Linked DNA regions of Homo sapiens: region 2 is linked to region 1. A link is an interaction called in ENCODE POLR2A ChIA-PET data of the cell type or tissue named here. Cell type or tissue: OCI-LY7. All regions are shown on one strand. Region 1 has its middle 85 kb from the start of KCNK12. Region 2 overlaps KCNK12 (potassium two pore domain channel subfamily K member 12).

Region 1 (8,000 bases):
AACAGAAGGCAATGATGTATGACCTGCAAGCCACGTGTGGTGAGGTACAGTAAAAGTTGAACTTCTGAGATATAAATCTGATGCTCTGGGTTGTGCGTGGGGTTAGCCCTAGGGAAATCGTTAAATGGGGGATGGGGTCTGCATCACCTCCCCACACTGAGGCTCTTGGATCCACTGAACATTTACCCCCACCCCAAATCTAGAGGCATGCCTTGCTGGACAGAACCCTGTACAATCAAATGATATTCTTCCTGGCCAGCGCTGTGGCGGGTGGATTACCTGAGGTTGGGAGTTAGAGACCAGCCTGGCCAACATGGTGAAACCCCGTCTCTACTAGAAATACAAAAATTAGCCGGGCGTGGTGGCGCACACCTGTAATTCCAGCCACTCAGGAGGCTGAAGGACAAGAATTAGAGGTGGAGGCAGGAGGTGGAGATTACAGTGAGCTGAGATCCCACCACTGCACTCCAGCCTGGGGGACAGAGCAAGACTTCGTCTCAAAAAAAAAAAAAAAAAAATGCTCTTCTGCCTGACCCAAGCTGAATCCTCCCCATTTGCAGCCGTACACCGAGTTGCCAGCCCCATGGGATATGGCCAGGGCCTCAAGGCAAAGGCTACCAACATGTGTGGGTCTCCTCAGGGCACACTCCTTATTTTGTCTGACTATGGGTGTGCATTTACAGTCTGGGGTGAAGATGTGCCTCTAGAAGCACTAATGGTGAAGTTTCAGGACTATCACAACCTGGCCTTGCTCTAGGCTACAAAGTTACCCCTTGAGGACAGCCACCAATCAAGATGCTGGAAGGGATCTACCTGGCTCTTAGAGGACAATGCCATCAGCCTCAGGGCACCCATGTGTGTTGCAGGGGTAGTGCCAAAAAGGCTTTGCCTGGGCCCTGGAGCCTTCCCTCGGGGCTCTCTGCTCCTCTCGGCACTAGGTCTCTCTGACCGGATCCCCTCTGACGTCAGGCTGGGACTGGAGGTCTGGGTAGGGGTGTCCTCTGCAGTTCCACTTGGGTCCAGGCAATCGTTCATCTTCTAAATGCATCATCATTTTATCAGGGTAGAGGGAGCAGGCAGGCAGGAGGGGGAGACGGTGGAGTTGGGTTTGAGGGAGTTTAGGAAAGGAAATGCCACCCCAAAATATGCCACTTTGGTATGTTGATTGCTTGCAACCAAGGGCACGTGGGAGACAGCAGATGCAGGCAGAGGCGTTCTCTGAGCTCCCCTTATCGGCCAAAAGACAGATCCTCCAACCAGAACACCATGGTCATGAGTCTCCTCCCCAGGAATCTCATCAACCAGGGGAATACTGGCCCATGTCACAGGACAGGAGACAGGGGGTAGACACCATACCAAGACAGACTTTGTCACTGGCTGTCACCTACTCTTCTTAGGCTCATCCATCTTTCCCCAAGTCATTTACTTTCCTCTAAGTTGCCTACATCACCCCTCCCCTCTCCCCTGGGAAGAAGGTACATACAAGCTCCAACCCCTTCCCTTCTGGGAATCCCCAAGTTACCAGCAGCAGTTACTGCAGGCCCAGGTAGGAGGGTAGAGGCCGGGTAGGAGGCTGGGTAGGAGGACAGAGTGAAAATCAAGAACCAAAGCAGTTCCTTGGTTTCCATTTCTCAAACTCTGCTGTTTGAAAGCAGAGAAGAAAGAAATGTGCACATGTGCACATATGTGGGTATTCATACCTAACATGTGGACTCCAGGTCTGGAGGGGAGGCGGCTATGCTAACACGAATGCCTGCCTGTGTGTGGGCTCTCAAGTGGGGGCCGTGTGGAAACAGTGTCTCCTTTCTGGTCATCAACAGTCCGCGGCAGTGAGAGGGAGAGACCCAAATGTTTGGGAGACTTGAGTTCCAACCCCACTAGTTCCCTTAACGAGCTGAGGCTTTGGGGCAAAACATTTGACCTCCCTGGGAGTCACCAGGTTTCACAATTCCTCTGTTCATGATTCTGAGACTCACTCAGGAGTGACTTCAGTGGGATGAACCGTCATTCAGAAAAGACCCTGCCTAAGGACTCAGACAGTTTATGTTGTCTGGACACAGGCAGTAGATGACACAGCTTGGCCAGGTCTCAGATCAGGATTCCCCTTCTCCCCTGGTGCCCTGGCAGCCCTGTGGAATATAGGAGCCATGGAAGCCTCTGGGTGTGGCTGAGTTGCTGGATCCCACTTAGTGAATCTTTGCCTGATTGCCTGGTGGGAGCAGAGCTGCCTTGCTCCACAAGGGGCTGGGTGGAATGTGGAGATGACTTTGCTGTGCCTCCATGGCTCCTCAGACCACACCTGGACCCCACTGGGCTCAGCTCCAGTACTCACTGCAGCAGGGACCCAGCTGACACTGTCAGAGGAAGAAGAAACCAGCTCCAGCCTCCATTCACCCTGGGATGGGGTATGGGTGGGCTGGGGTGGTAATGAAGGTCTTCCTCCAGAGAAGGGGTCTAGAGCTCTGAGAAATTGTCCAGAAAGAGCAGAGTCCCTGGCAAGACAAGACTCAGGCAAGCTTCCCTTCCTGCCAGGATCTCAGAGGGAGACCCTGCATCCTCCACACCCGCTCAGTGGTGCAGGGGCGTCAGGCAGTGCACAGCAGTCAGCATTCAGGGCTTTGACTTTTGTCTTTTAGTGTCTCTCCAAAGCCTCCTTATACGGAAACCATAAATACTGACTTCAGGCTACAAAAATGTAGTCTCTGAGAGCACCTGGTCATCCAGTTGATCTTAAAAAATAATCAAATTACTGACAGGCCAGGTGCAGTGGCTCATACCTGTAATCCCATCACTTTGGGAGGCCAAGGCAGGAGAATTGCTTGAGCCTAGGAGTGCGAGATCAGCCTGGGCAATAGAGTGAGACCCTGTCTCTAAAAAACAAACAAACAAACAGAATATAAATATGTTAGCCAGGCATGATGGAGTGCGCCTGTAGTACCAGCTACTTGGGAGGCTGAGGTGGGAGGATAGCTTGAACCCAGGAGGTCAAGGCTGCAATGAGCTAATTGTGCCATTGCACTCCAGCCTGGGCAACAGAGCAAGACCCTGTCTCAAAACAAAACATCAGTGACGGAGAAAAGTATCGGGACTTTTGCAACAGGAATAACACCAAAGTATGCAGGGCTGCATACACAGAGAATGAGTCAAATGACCACAACAGGTTTCTTCATAGCAAGAAAGGGGCTACCTCAGAGGCAAACTCAAGGCTGACAGTTCCCCTTCAGCCCCACAGTTCAAGAAGGAGGGACACCTCCCCTAGTTCCCAGGCTCTCAACTCTTCATGTGCTAGATCCACCACTGTTTCGGCATTTATGCAGCCTAGACTTCCTCTAGCATGGCCCCTCACCCTCAGGGAGATGGCCCAGGAGCAAGGCAGAGCATGGTCAAATGCACAGAGAAGGGTCCACTCCGTGAGGGTCAGGGAGTCAAGAAAGGCTTTCCTGGGAGACGCACTGGCGTTGGCCTCCAAGGACAGGTGGGATTGCATGGGGAGAGACTGGCACAACAAAAGTTTTTTTTTTCATGCCAACTACTTTGGTCAAACAAAACATTTTAGAAAAACATTTTATGAACTGTTATCTGCTAGGCAGTGTGCTAAGTACTTTATATAAGCTGTCTCATTGGTTCTCACAACAACACTCTGAGGTAGGAGCGATTCCTTTTTTACCAGTGAGGGAACAGAGGCCCAGAGGAGTTAAGTTTGTCCAAGGCCACACAGCTAGTAAGCAGTACAGCCAGGACTTGAAGCCTGGTCCCTGATGACACAGCTCATACTCTTAACACCTCAGTCAGATATAAGAGCGGTGGAGTGGACGCTCCATTCCTGCGCCCTATACTTTTTTGAGTCCCCCAAGAAGGGCACAGAGGGCTCTCTGGGCTGCAGGGCTGCTGAGAGGTGATGAAGGCCACACCTCAGCCTCCAGCCAGACCTGCACCTCCAGATCGGAGGCATTTGGGCAGCAGTCTTGTTGCTGAGCCTCCAGGAAAGTAGATCCACAATTCCAAAGCAGGCCTTGCAGACATAAAGAGTTATTCTGCCATAAGAGGGTTCCGTGGCCAAATGAACTCGGCGACACTAGTGTGAACAAAGCTCATTGGGTTTACTTCCCACAGGACTTCCCAGAACCTGAATCTGCTAATGGGCCTTGTCAATTTCCAAGAAGACATAGAATAGTGTATTTCCCTACCTCCTCCGACCACCAGAGCCCTTCAGTCCATGTCCTTTCCTTTGGAGTACTTACTTCTTTTGGTTCTGCCTTTGATTTGAGTGGTATGTCAACCCCCTTGATAATTACAGCCTGCTGTAGGTGTGCTGGGGTGGGATTATCACTTTAAGGCCACAACCTTAAAGGGAAACCAGGCCCCCTGGGAGAATGTCATGCTGGCAGCAGTGGCTGGAGAGAGAGGCCCTTGAGGGAAAGGTAGAACTCAAGGAACCAGAGACAGGACTACCTGGGGAGTCTCCTTCGTTGCATCTTTTCTGTGCCAGCACCCCTTCTCCAGCCTTCTGGTATCAAACCTCAATCAGGTCAGTCCTGACGTGTGCTCACCAAACGTCATATCTCCTAAACTGGGGGTCACTTGGCCAGCAGCAGAAGTGTGCAGTCGTGGAGGCTACCTCCTTGCTCTAGCCCACTTGTGTACACTTTCCCTTCATTGTGGAAGGCCCTGCTGTGAGGAGCCACGCTTCAGAGAAGCCCTCACCTTTGCCATTTCGGAGGTATTTGCATATTTAAACTTAGCTGGAACTGCGGACTGAGAGCCTTTGCCCCACAAGCAAAGCAGCAGCTGGAAGGAAGGAGAGGCGGTCCTTGCAGGTGCTCTCAAAAGCCCTCTTCACAGGCGACCAATGGTTTTCAAGCCACTCACACAGCCCTTCTCAACTTGACTGTACATAAGACACACTTGAGAACCTTTAAAAACGACCTCTGACCCTGTAACCACCTCAAATTAAATTAGAATCTCGGGTCTCAAGCATCAGTAATTTGTGAAATCTCCCCAAGTGATTCTAATGTGCTCCCAGGGAGGCAAACTGCTGCTAGAGCCCAGCTCCTCAAAGTGCAGCCTGGGACCAGCAGCCCCCAGGTGTGGTTGGAAATGCCCCCAGGCCTACTGAATCAGAGCCTGCATTTTAATGACCCCCCCCCCGATGACTCATCTTCCCGTTAGAGTTCTAGGGCCTTGTTACCATCACCTGTGTCAGCATCTAGCTGCAGTGGCAAGCGTGTTGGGCCACGATTTAACCCTTTCTTGCCCCTTCCTACTGATCACCCCGGAAAGCTCGCTGGCCCTCGCTCTGTGTCTTGGCTTCCTTATCTGTTGTAAGGAACATGGCTGTGCTTTGGTCAAGGTTAGGCCAAGGTAGGATGTTTACATCCCACGTGACTCAGCATAGACCGCAGGCGTATAACTCCACTTGTTATCACAGCCATGTAGCTATAACGTGGGAACGTCATCACTTGGCTCTATGCCACTATTGTCTGTAAAAGGTACAACTGCCCTGTTGACCCTGTGCAGGTGCGCTGGTGCCCAGAGAAAGAGACAGAGCCAGAGATGTCCGTTTTTGGAGACGGACGGGGAAAGCCAGGACACAGCTTGGCCCCCTAGTGCCCAGAGAGTGAAAGAGTTAAGCTGCTGACCCTGAAGGCAGGGGAGAGCCGGTCACACAGCTGTATGTGGGAGCTGCCAGCTGAAGCAGCCCAGACAAGGCAGACAGTGTGAGAAAGCTGCTGATGTGAGCTGCTGCTGAATAAAATCATTCACCTGCCTACAGTCCCCTGAATGTTCTTTCTGCTCATCCACCCACTCCTTCTGGACCTCAACATGACCTTTGGCATAGTCGTGAACCTGACATCTGTAATATGTAGTCGTTGGACAAAGTGAGTCCTCGCTCTGCCGTCACCACCACCATCATCATCACCTCTCATTGAGGGCCTACTATGTGCAGCCAGGCTCTGAACTAGGTCTGTCCATGCTCTGCCTGAGTCTCTTCAGCTGTCCAGTGGGGACACAGGCATGCCTTGCTCAGCACTGTCCTCGTGCACAGAGCTCACGGCACTGAGGCTGAACCATGCAGCGTGAACTGTGCACCTCCCAGCCTGGCTCTTTTCCCCTCGCTACATCTTTCATTCCTCTCTTTAAAATCTTGTGCTTCTACTGAAGGTCTTTGTTTCCCAGCAAATATTTTGCAAAGGACAAACAAACAGAGCATTATTTTATGGTTTAAAGGGACGACTATGACAGTGTAAGGGCTATGAGTTTCAAGTGGATGTGGGAGTGTGCTCTAGGTCTCACATCCACTTGAGACCCACCTCCCTGCCTTTAGCCCCATAGGAAAGAATGGAGGGAAGAGGGGATGGCCAACAATCCCCTAATGGTATGCCAATCGTGAGCAATAAGTGACGTTGTCAGGACAGAGCTGCACAGAGGTCCCGATATAAAGATCTCAGTAGCCCTGATTCATATAAAGCCCCCTCCCCCAGCATCCTTCAATAAGTAGGATAAGTTTATAATAACCCAGACTCCAAGGTGTTCATGCAAGCTGGTTGTAGACAGTTGCCCTTTTCTGCCCTACATCCAATCCAACTTCCATAGGATTGAAGATTCCTTCTCTAGAACTCTTTATGGGCACATTGTAGGCTGAAAAGGACACCCACTTTTTTCCACCTCCCTGATAGTCAAGGTGCCAGCTATGATCCAGGCCTTACTTTGGGGATCTGGGCAGGAGGGTTATTAATTCTGGAGTGAGTAATATAAAAAAGCAGGCACAGAGGAGGCCCCTTAGGCCCACGAGGTGGCTGAGGGGGCAACGGGATGACAGTTTGCGGTGACAGGTCATCTGGCGTTGACAGGTATCCAGCATGGGATGTGGCCAGGCTGCCCATGGTAAGATCCAGCGTCTGAAGCTGTGTGGTCCTCACCTTCTCATTCCTGGGGAGTGATTTGTGCTTCTGGCTGCCTTCTCTTCCCTTGGTTCCCACCTGATTTCTGAGCTTCATGCTTCAAATTTACGGCAATTCTGTGAGCTACCCACACCCCCAAATACTTTCTAGATTACTTTTTCTGCTTAAATCTGCTGAAACGAAGACTCTGACGGAAGCTCACATTAACTGAGAAAGTGTACGAGAAAGCACTTTGTAAAGTACCCGGAAAATGTTCGTTGTCAATATCCAAGATCTCCCTCTAGGCAGAAAATCCTCACAGACACCTGCCCTCTCCACCTGTACCTGGTAGCTCCACAGAAGCTCTCCTCCACCTTCTGGGTCTGCAGGGCCAGGCCCCACAGATCTGTCCACCCTGCTCTATTAATAAATGCAATGTGATTGCTACTAGGGGCATGGCTTGCAGTAAGCTCTGCAAGGGATTAACATACTGTCTCAGGAAGGGTGAGTGACTTGGCCCTGTCTCATGGAGCAGAGCTGGAGCTAGGACCCAGGCTTGCCATCCCCAGCACCAGTCCACCCTGAGGTGCCTCGACACAGACGTTGCACCAGGCAAGGCTTCAGCTTGTGGCAGGTTTAATAGCAGCATAAAAATTATATGGTCTTTTGAATCACATCAGCGTTAATGCGCCGCAATGGTAACTACCACATCAAAGTGGGTTTCACATTTCCACCTTCATGCACTATCAAGCACGTATCATCTTAAAATAAACCAGCCGGGTCCTTGGAAGCTGTGCCATGTAGTCCAGGGCCTGAAAGCTCTGTGGCAGAGTGAGGGGAAGCCCAGATATGCCACTTCTAGCAATTATCCTTATAGATTTATTCCCACACATGCATGACCTGAGCATATATAGTTATTCATTGCCGCAGGGAACATAGGGAAACAGTCTATGTATCCATCAGTAGGGGATTGGGTAATGCTCACACAGCAATAGATTATCAACTGGAGTATCAATGGATGTTTCTGCAGCTTAATACAAATACGGTCAGGCTGTGTTTGGCTGATATGGAAAGACCCTCGAAAATATTGTGAGGTGAAAACAGCAAGTTACAAAACTA
Region 2 (8,000 bases), 110 kb after region 1:
CTGGAAGCTGAGGTGGGAGGATCACTTGAGGCCAGGAATTCAAGGATGCAGTGAGCTATGATCGTGCCATTGCACTCCAGCCTGGGCAATAGAGCCAGACCCAGACGCAAAAAGAAAAAGAAAAGATCACCTAGGAGAGTGGTTCTCAACCCTGGCTGCATATTAAAATTACCTGGGAGTTTTTAAGCCTTGATGCCCAGGTTGTGCCCTAACCAACTGTATCATTCTCTCTGGAAGTGGGGGCTTATGAATTAGCATTTTGTAAAACTCCTCATGAGAGTAATTTCAGTTGCTGTCAAGGTTAGAACCACAGAGTCCCAGGGCGTGTTCGTGGGAGCCAGAAAAGAAGAGATCTGAAGATTGAGCCGCAGTGCCCTTGAAGATGAAGGAGGCTAAGCTAGGAGGAGCTGCAAGAGAGGGCTTACAGGCTTTCCTCAAATGTCTGAACTGTGGCTGTCCACTCACATTTAAGAATTAAAAATAGAAAATTGGACTGGAAACTCAGTGTGCATAGGTGGGGCTTGTGGACTGCGGGCTTTCTTTTTGGGGCAGAGGGTGGGCAGCTACCCATTATCTATATGGCCTTTCCCACACCCAAGTCTCTCCAGGGTTCTTCAGGGCAGTTCCCCTCCCTCCCTCCCCTTCTCAGCTGTACTCCCTCTGAGCTGTGGGTTTCTCCACCTGCCTTCATCAGTTACAGCTCTCTCAAGCTGTCCATCTTGCACAAGCATGTTGAAACTTCTCGGGCCCTTCCACTGTAAACCCTCTGCCCATTCCCTGTGTTATTGCTAGTTTACACCTTTATGTCCTTTTACCATCATTTAAATAGGATCTTAAGAGGGAGAGTAGGTAAATTGAGGTAATTAAATAATCATCTTGAACCAGAAGTCTCCCAACTATTTTTTTGACACTGAGAGTCTCTCTCTGTCACCCAGGCTGGAGTGCAGTGGCATGATCACAGCTTACTGCAGCCTCAACCTCCCTGGCTCAAAAGATCCTCCCACCTCAGCCTCCCCAGTATCTGGGACTATAGGTGCTCGCTACCACACCTGTCTAATTTTTGTAGTTTTTGTAGAGATGGGGCTTTGCCATTTTGCTTAGGCTGCTTCCAACTTTTTAAACATGAGAATCGCTTTAAATGCGAGGAATAGTTTCACAGCACCTGTATGATGGAAGTTACATGTACTTTCAGTATCCGTTAATTAATAGGGAAAATGCATATTGACACACAAAGTCCTCTGAATTAATTCAGTAGCACTTTTAAGTGCATCTTCATCAGAAAACCATTTACATATTTTTGGAAAGTAATAGCATAACCATGTAGGAGAAAGTTAAGGTTGCAAACAACAATTGGTGACCAAGTAGATTGATATGCCTTTGCAATAACTGCAGAGTTCCCAAAGGATTCCAAGCCTGATCATTGGGACTCACAGTTCTAGACCCTAGGAAGCCACTGGAAGTTTTTGAATAAGAGAGAGGGTGTTACTGAAGAACTTATGACACTTGCTTCATTTACAGCTTTTCCCTGTCCATAGTTGCCTCTTTCTCTGGAAGTTTAGTGTTGGATGGGTTCCTCCCTGAGGGAGAGAGCATGTAGATGATACTGGCTGCCCCAGCCCTGAGCAAATTATTTGAGAAAAAAAAAAAAAAGAAGTTAAGTGCAATTCAGTCTCGGCTTTATATTCCATGACCTCCTCTTCTCTATTTTTTTCTTATCTACTCTCTTTAGAAATTCTGTTCCTTGCTGTCCATCAGTTAGCACAAATGGCTTGCATTTTGAGGTGGTCATGCTATTAGCACTATGCTGAGCATTTTACACACTTCTTCTCATTTAATCCTCATCAGCATCCTGTGGAGGTGAGCACAGCTCACATCTCATTTACAGATGAGGAAATTGAGGCAAAAAGAGGCTCAATGGCTTTCTCAGATCAAAGAGCCAGCAAGTGACAGAGCTGAGATTCTAGCCCAGGTGTCCCTGACTCCACAGCTAGTCCCCCTACTCCCCCACAAAGTTGGTGCTGCGAAAATGATGAGGAATTGAGAGACATATGAGCTACTTATAAATGACTGAATTGGGAAAAGACATCCATCTGTATCCAGGCTTCCCAAAGGGTCCACTCTCTGACAGCAGCCTCCCTGGTTTCTTTCAGGGGAAGCTACTTTGCATTTCAGTGGTCCCCAGCCTTTCCAAGCCCAAGTGTGGCTAATGCTACCCTCACTGCAGCCTTTCCTCCAGCCAAACTAGTCAGCAAGACCCTGAACTGTCCCTCCAGTCTTCATTCATAGCATTCTCCCTGCCTGGAGCATCCCTGCCTGTCCTTTACCCTTCATGTATCTAAGGCCCACTCCCTCTTCAGAGCCCACCTTCATCATCCAGGCTTCATGGAGCCTCCTCCTTCATTTGCCTTCTGCCAGTGATGATCTAACCTCCTAGCACCTTGCCATCTCCTCTCTTGTGTATGACTTCCCTCCCCACCCAGACGGTGAGACTCTGCCTTTAAAAATAATGACAAAACGAGTGGTCTTTAATTCACTCGAATAACAGATACTTCTTATAGAACATTTGAAAAAGAGAGAAGCTCAAAAAAAGTGACAGGGAAAAAAAGCCTTTAGCTTCACCACTAAAATAGTACTCCAGGGATTTTTTTGTCCTTGAGTCTATTTTCTGGATGAATTTTGGGTTTTGTTTTTGTGTATTGGTATGTGATGTCAGAATCAACTTTCTAAGCATCCCTCTTGTTGGATGCATAGTATTCCTCAGAAAGGATGTGCCATGGTTTGTTATAAGTGCAACTGCATCCCCCACAGGACCTAGCCTGGGGGACCCACCTAGGAGGGCCCTGGTGAAGACTGTGTGAGTAATTGGGTTGTCTGCAGGATAGGAAAAGGGTGGGTTACACCATGTGGTATGTAAGCTGCCAGGGGGCCATTTAGGAGGCTGGAAAATTACAGAGTGCTCATACTGAGCCTACATCTGCCAGAAAAGGGCGCTTAAAACAAATCCCATGAAATTATAGCTTTTGCAATCTATGAGTTAGACAAGAAAGTACACACGACCAATGTGTTTCAGTAGGAACGCTGCGAACAATGGTGTTAGCCATCACTGGGGGCCTGGGAAGAAAGGGTTTGAAAGAGAAAGGTCTTCCCAAATGTGGTTCTCAGTAAACATTCTTTATGATTCAGAGCTAATATGGTTTATGCCCTCGGCAGAGATGCCAGGGGTTCCCTGGGTTATGAGGCCTTGCTGGAGGGACAGCTCTTCGAAAGGGAAGCGTTACAGGCTGAGACTGTACCAAGCCTGTATGGGAGGGTTCCTTTGGTGTAGCTTTATCCCCGAAACACCACGTGTATGCTGATGGGGAATGGGGGCACAGGGTAGTACAAGATGCTCGTGCTCGTGTGTCTGTGTGTCTGACGTCAGGGTGGAAGGCTGTCTTTGTTTTTAATACTCTGTTGAAGCAGCAGAGTCACTCCAATAGAAAGAGAGGAGACATGGGTGGTTGGCTTTCTAGAATGTTGGCCTTTGGAAGCCACCAAGAGTGGAGGGAAGGCAGGCCCTGCGTACTTATCCCCACATCTGGGAGTCCCTGCTTCCAGGAGCAGTGACAGCCATCCTCCTGGCTCCTTGGTAGAAAGAACCTCAATCCTCCTCCCATCAGTGGCAGAAGTAGCTATGAGGATTGAAGCTGGGTGGGCGATGTCTCAATCCTTGGCAGAAGGATGGGAAACAAAGACTTTAAACATGTTAAACATCCTTTTACAGATCTCCAGAATTATAGTGACAGTGGGGAGAAGGAGGGAATGACCCATCCCCCATCCCGAGCTTGCTAGCCCAGCTCCTGGAAGATCAGCCCCTGGGCAGTGCCAGCCTGCATGACCGTCCTGATCCCCGACTCTGCCCTTTCTGCCAAAGAGCCAGCAGAGCACATGTCTCGGAGAAGACCCCCTATCACCTTCTAGGTTGTCTTGCCACAGAACAGGAGCACCCAGCAATACAGCAGAGCTTCCCACGGGTTTCTACAGTGTCTTCAGAGAACCGCAAGGAGGGTCAGCCCTTGTGGAGTCTCTGACCCAAATTCTGACATTACCTCTATGACTTATTCACAAAGTGACCTCACACTGCACTTTTCTGAGCCTCAGATTGTGCATCTAAAAACCGAGGATAATGCTTACCTCACTAGGTGGTTGTGAAGAAATGTAAATAAACCGTGTGTGAAAATGATTCCTAAAACCAGAAAACCCCACATAAGCCTCAGTGAGGAAAGCAACACAGTGTAGTAATCAAAGCTAAAAAAAAAAAAAAAAATGTAGGTGTCTGTGCTTGTTGTGGTGGTGGTTGTTGCTATTTATTGTGGTGACGGTGGTTGTGTCAGAGTCTGCAGTCTAATGCCCTGGTAGCTCCTTATTCACAGCTACGTTGATACATCTGCTCAAGTAAATTAAAGTTCCCACCTCAAAAAAGAACACGTTGGCCAAGCACAGTAGTGCACACCTACAGTCCCAGCTACTCGGAGGCTGAGGTGGGAGGATCTCTTGAGCTCAGAGGTTTGAGGCTGTAGCGCGTTATGATTGTGCCTGTGAGTAGCCACTGCACTCCAGGCTTGGCAACACAGTGAGACCCCATCTCTAAATAAATAAAGAAAAAGAAAAAGAACTCATTCTCAAGCCAATGTGTGAATTGACCCAAGTATTTGTTGGCCCAGAAGTATAAAATGTGTTTTCACTAGCCAGTGATGAAAACCTGTCAGTTTCCCATGTCTTTCTTGCTTGTCGCTGTGCATGAGTGAGCTTCTCACACGTTCAAAGGCAGAAGCCATCTGAGTGCTCTCACCTGGCTTTGATACTCTCACCTCGCGCCATCCCTGCTGAGGACCTTAAGGGTCACAGTGTGGCAGTGATTTCTGTGATAAAACAAAAATCTATGTAGTGTGACTGGGGCCCAGATGAAATATAGGCTCCTGAAAGCCCAACCTGGCTGCAGGACCCCAGAACAGGCCCAGGGTTGCTGGAACCCACCCCAGAGACCTTCCCCTCAGAGCTCCCATGAAAGGGAGCAAGAAGGGAGAATGGGTGGCAGAGGCATTTTACAGTTTATCAAGGCATGGGTAGACTAATGTTTTAAAACTAAAAAAGAAAATCCTTGTTGTTCTGTTTACTGAGCATCTACTAAGCGCCTAGTGTTGCACTGAATCTCAGACTAGGACTGTGACTTGTTTGCGAAGGCTCCAGTCCCTGGGCTGTGCATGTGCCAGGGTGCTTGTGAGGAGCAGTCGGTCCCTGCGTCTGAGCATCCTCAGGAAGACCAGGCTGTGCCCCTGGGCCCAAGCCTGGTGTGGAGTGAGGAGAGCTGCGTCAGAGAGAGCCTCGACAGAAGTGGTATGATGAGAACCTGGAGGAGCCCAGCAGGCCTGATGGAAGCAGCTGGTTCCTTGGCTGCCCCTATCCTGCCCAGGAGGTTATTTCTCTGGGAATAAACAGTCCCCTGCAGTTAGCAGGATAAATATAAACACAGCCTCCTGATCAGGGCTCAGAAACCAAGCTTTGCATCCTGGGCTCCCTGCTGCCGCTGCTGCTGCTGCTGCTGCTACAGAAAACAGAATGAGCCAGGGTGCAGCCACGTGGGGCTTCTGCAGCCAAGCAAACAGGCGGCCCCAGTCTCCTTCCGGCTGCCATAACAAAGTACCACGGACTGGGGGACTTAAACAATGGAAATGTATTTTCTCACAATTCTGGAGGCCAGAAGTCTAAGATCAAGGGGCTGGCAGGGTTGGTTTCTCCTGAGGACTCTCTCCTTGGCTTGCAGACAACCACCTTCTCCATATCTTCACGTGGTTTTCCTTGTGTATGTCTGTATCTTAATACACTCTTCCTGTGAGGACACCAGCCATATTGGATTAGGGCTCACCCTAATGGCCTCGTTTTACCTTGATTCCCTTTTTTAAAAAGCCTTTCTACCAATGCAGTAACATTCTGAGGTACTGGAGTGTTACGATCTCAACCTATGAATGTATGGGCATACAGTTCAGTGCAGAACAGGGGCCCAGGAGGTCACCGAGACCATCTCCCTGCCTTCAGACTGAAACTCATCAGAACATTCCTAGAGGGAGGAGAGTCAGCCCAAATTTTAAAGACCACCTTAGAGAAAGATATTTCATATATTTGGTGTGGCTTGGTGATTTTCAGAAATTGCTATTGCTGGTGACTAAAAGCCAGCTTGCTTCCACAAAGCATTTGAATGAATGTAAGTGCTGAAACTGGAATAACTGAACCACAAACTCTAAGAGTGCAGGACCGTGTCCTAGCACAGCACTTGCCATAGCAGGCTCCCAACAGGCTTCCTGTGGACACGAAGAGGACAAGGGAAAGAGGGAGGGATGAAGGAAGCTAAAAATCAATTGGAAAAGGGTGAGGGATGTATCAGGTACTGGGGCGCAGCTCTACAGCAATGAATGGCCACGGTGGCTCTGCACTTCCCATTGGAACACTCAAACTGGGCAATAGGGCACTCAGAGTTCAATAAAAGGCAGCAAGTCACAAGTGTCCTCAGGAAACCAGCACCTCAGATTCTGAATTCTAGGAGGAAGGAATTGCACAGATGGATCTTACTGATTTATGTAGAGACAGGGTCTCACTCTGTTGCCCAGGCTGGAGTGCAGTGGTAGAATCACAGCTCACTCCAGCCTTGACCTCCTGGGCTCAAACAATCCTGCCTCAGCCTCCTGAGTAGCTGGAACTACAGGTGTGAGCCACCATGCCCAGCTTGCTTTTGTTTGTTTGTTTGTTTGTTTGTTTTTAATTGTTTCTAGGGATGGAGTCTCACCATGTTGCCCAGGCTGGTCCCAAACTCCTGGCCTCAAGCAATCCCCCTGCCTTGGCCTCCCAAAGTGCTGGCATGACAGGCATAAGCCACCGTGCCTAGCCTAACAGATCTTTAAAGAGAGACATCGGCAGTGATGGCTTTTCTTTGGTTTTGCAGAAGACACAGGAAGAGTCTTCAAATGGATGCTTCCACTGTCCCTTCAGAAAGGCAGAAGATGGAGCGCTAAATCTGACTGAAGGCACTTCTGTGGGCAGTGAGGGCACTATCGTTCACCTGCTATTTTCTGATCACCCATTTTAATTTAGAGATGGCATTTGAGGGGTCTTTACTGCTGCGGTTACCGGGGTCTCATTCAAACCCTGAGCAGGTGAGCCCATGCCCTCTCACGTCCCAGGCCGGACACTCAGCCCCCTGGCACAGTGACTACACCTCATGGCTGGCACAGAGTAGGAAAGTGAGTAGCTGTGAGTACACACATGAGGGAGGGGGTTGACACTGTTGTGAAACTTCAGCACCATTGCTTGTATCTTCTCCAAGATAGGTCTGCCCGGTGAGGCCTTCTCTTCCCTGCTCCACCCTTTGTGGAGGCCTAACCTTGATAAGGAGCTGAAGAAGCATATTTAGTGTTTCCTCTGTGCCACGTACTCTGCTAAATCCGCCAGCTGTCCCCTCCCCTCTGATCCCCACAACCATCTGTAAGGCAGTGCTGTCTACTTGATAGATGGGGAAACTGAGGCACAGCGAGTAGCTTGCTGACAGCCACCAGTGAGTAGTGGGGGCTGGATCAACCTAAACCCTTGACTCCAGGGCTTGTGATTTAGCCACTGTACTCATACGTGGGCAAGTCACACAGCCTCTCTGAGATAAAGAAAACGCAGTGTCTGAGCACTTCAGCTGTGGATGGTCCTGAGCACTTCAGCTGTGGATGTCCTTGGCCTCCCCGGGAAGCGGCTTTAACAGCAGCCACCCCTACCTGCGTCCGTTTCTTCCCCTTTCGGCTCCTTCTGCAGCCCTTCGCAGTCTGGCGTCCGCACAGCGGTGCCCCCTTCTTTCCTGCACAGAGCCAGCTTCCTCCCAGTTGCCAAATCCCAGTAGGACTGTTAGGTTTCCATCTTACTAGATTCTTCTAGAAATTTCTGACCCCTTGCCCCGTCATTCCTTCCTTCCTGAATGGCCTCTA

Evidence for each region. ChIA-PET counts read pairs that join two places held together with the same protein. Peaks named below come from ENCODE experiments on the same cell type or tissue, not always from the same donor. Only the 100,000 strongest peaks of a DNase experiment are listed, where the experiment ranks them.
Region 2: POLR2A ChIA-PET joins it to region 1 with 9 read pairs; 3 of 35 experiments call an interaction of 5 or more read pairs at or near these places.

Annotation. Positions count from the first base shown.
Region 1 is chr2:47,652,070-47,660,069 of GRCh38, reverse strand. It overlaps a transcript of MSH2 not described here. Among named protein-coding and RNA genes, the nearest start is that of KCNK12, 85 kb to the right of the region's middle. RefSeq lists enhancers at 1,517-1,566, 1,697-1,756. In OCI-LY7, CTCF peaks have their summits at 1,031, 1,234, 5,345 and 5,550; DNase peaks (open chromatin) are centred at 1,209, 4,789, 5,189, 5,609 and 8 weaker places; H3K4me3 peaks cover 5,867 bases; H3K27ac peaks cover 6,918 bases.
Region 2 is chr2:47,539,565-47,547,564 of GRCh38, reverse strand. All of the region lies in intron 1 of KCNK12 (potassium two pore domain channel subfamily K member 12), which reads left to right. It also overlaps a transcript of MSH2 not described here. Among named protein-coding and RNA genes, the nearest start is that of MSH2-OT1, 16 kb to the right of the region's middle. In OCI-LY7, no CTCF peak of the experiment used is centred here; no DNase peak of the experiment used is centred here.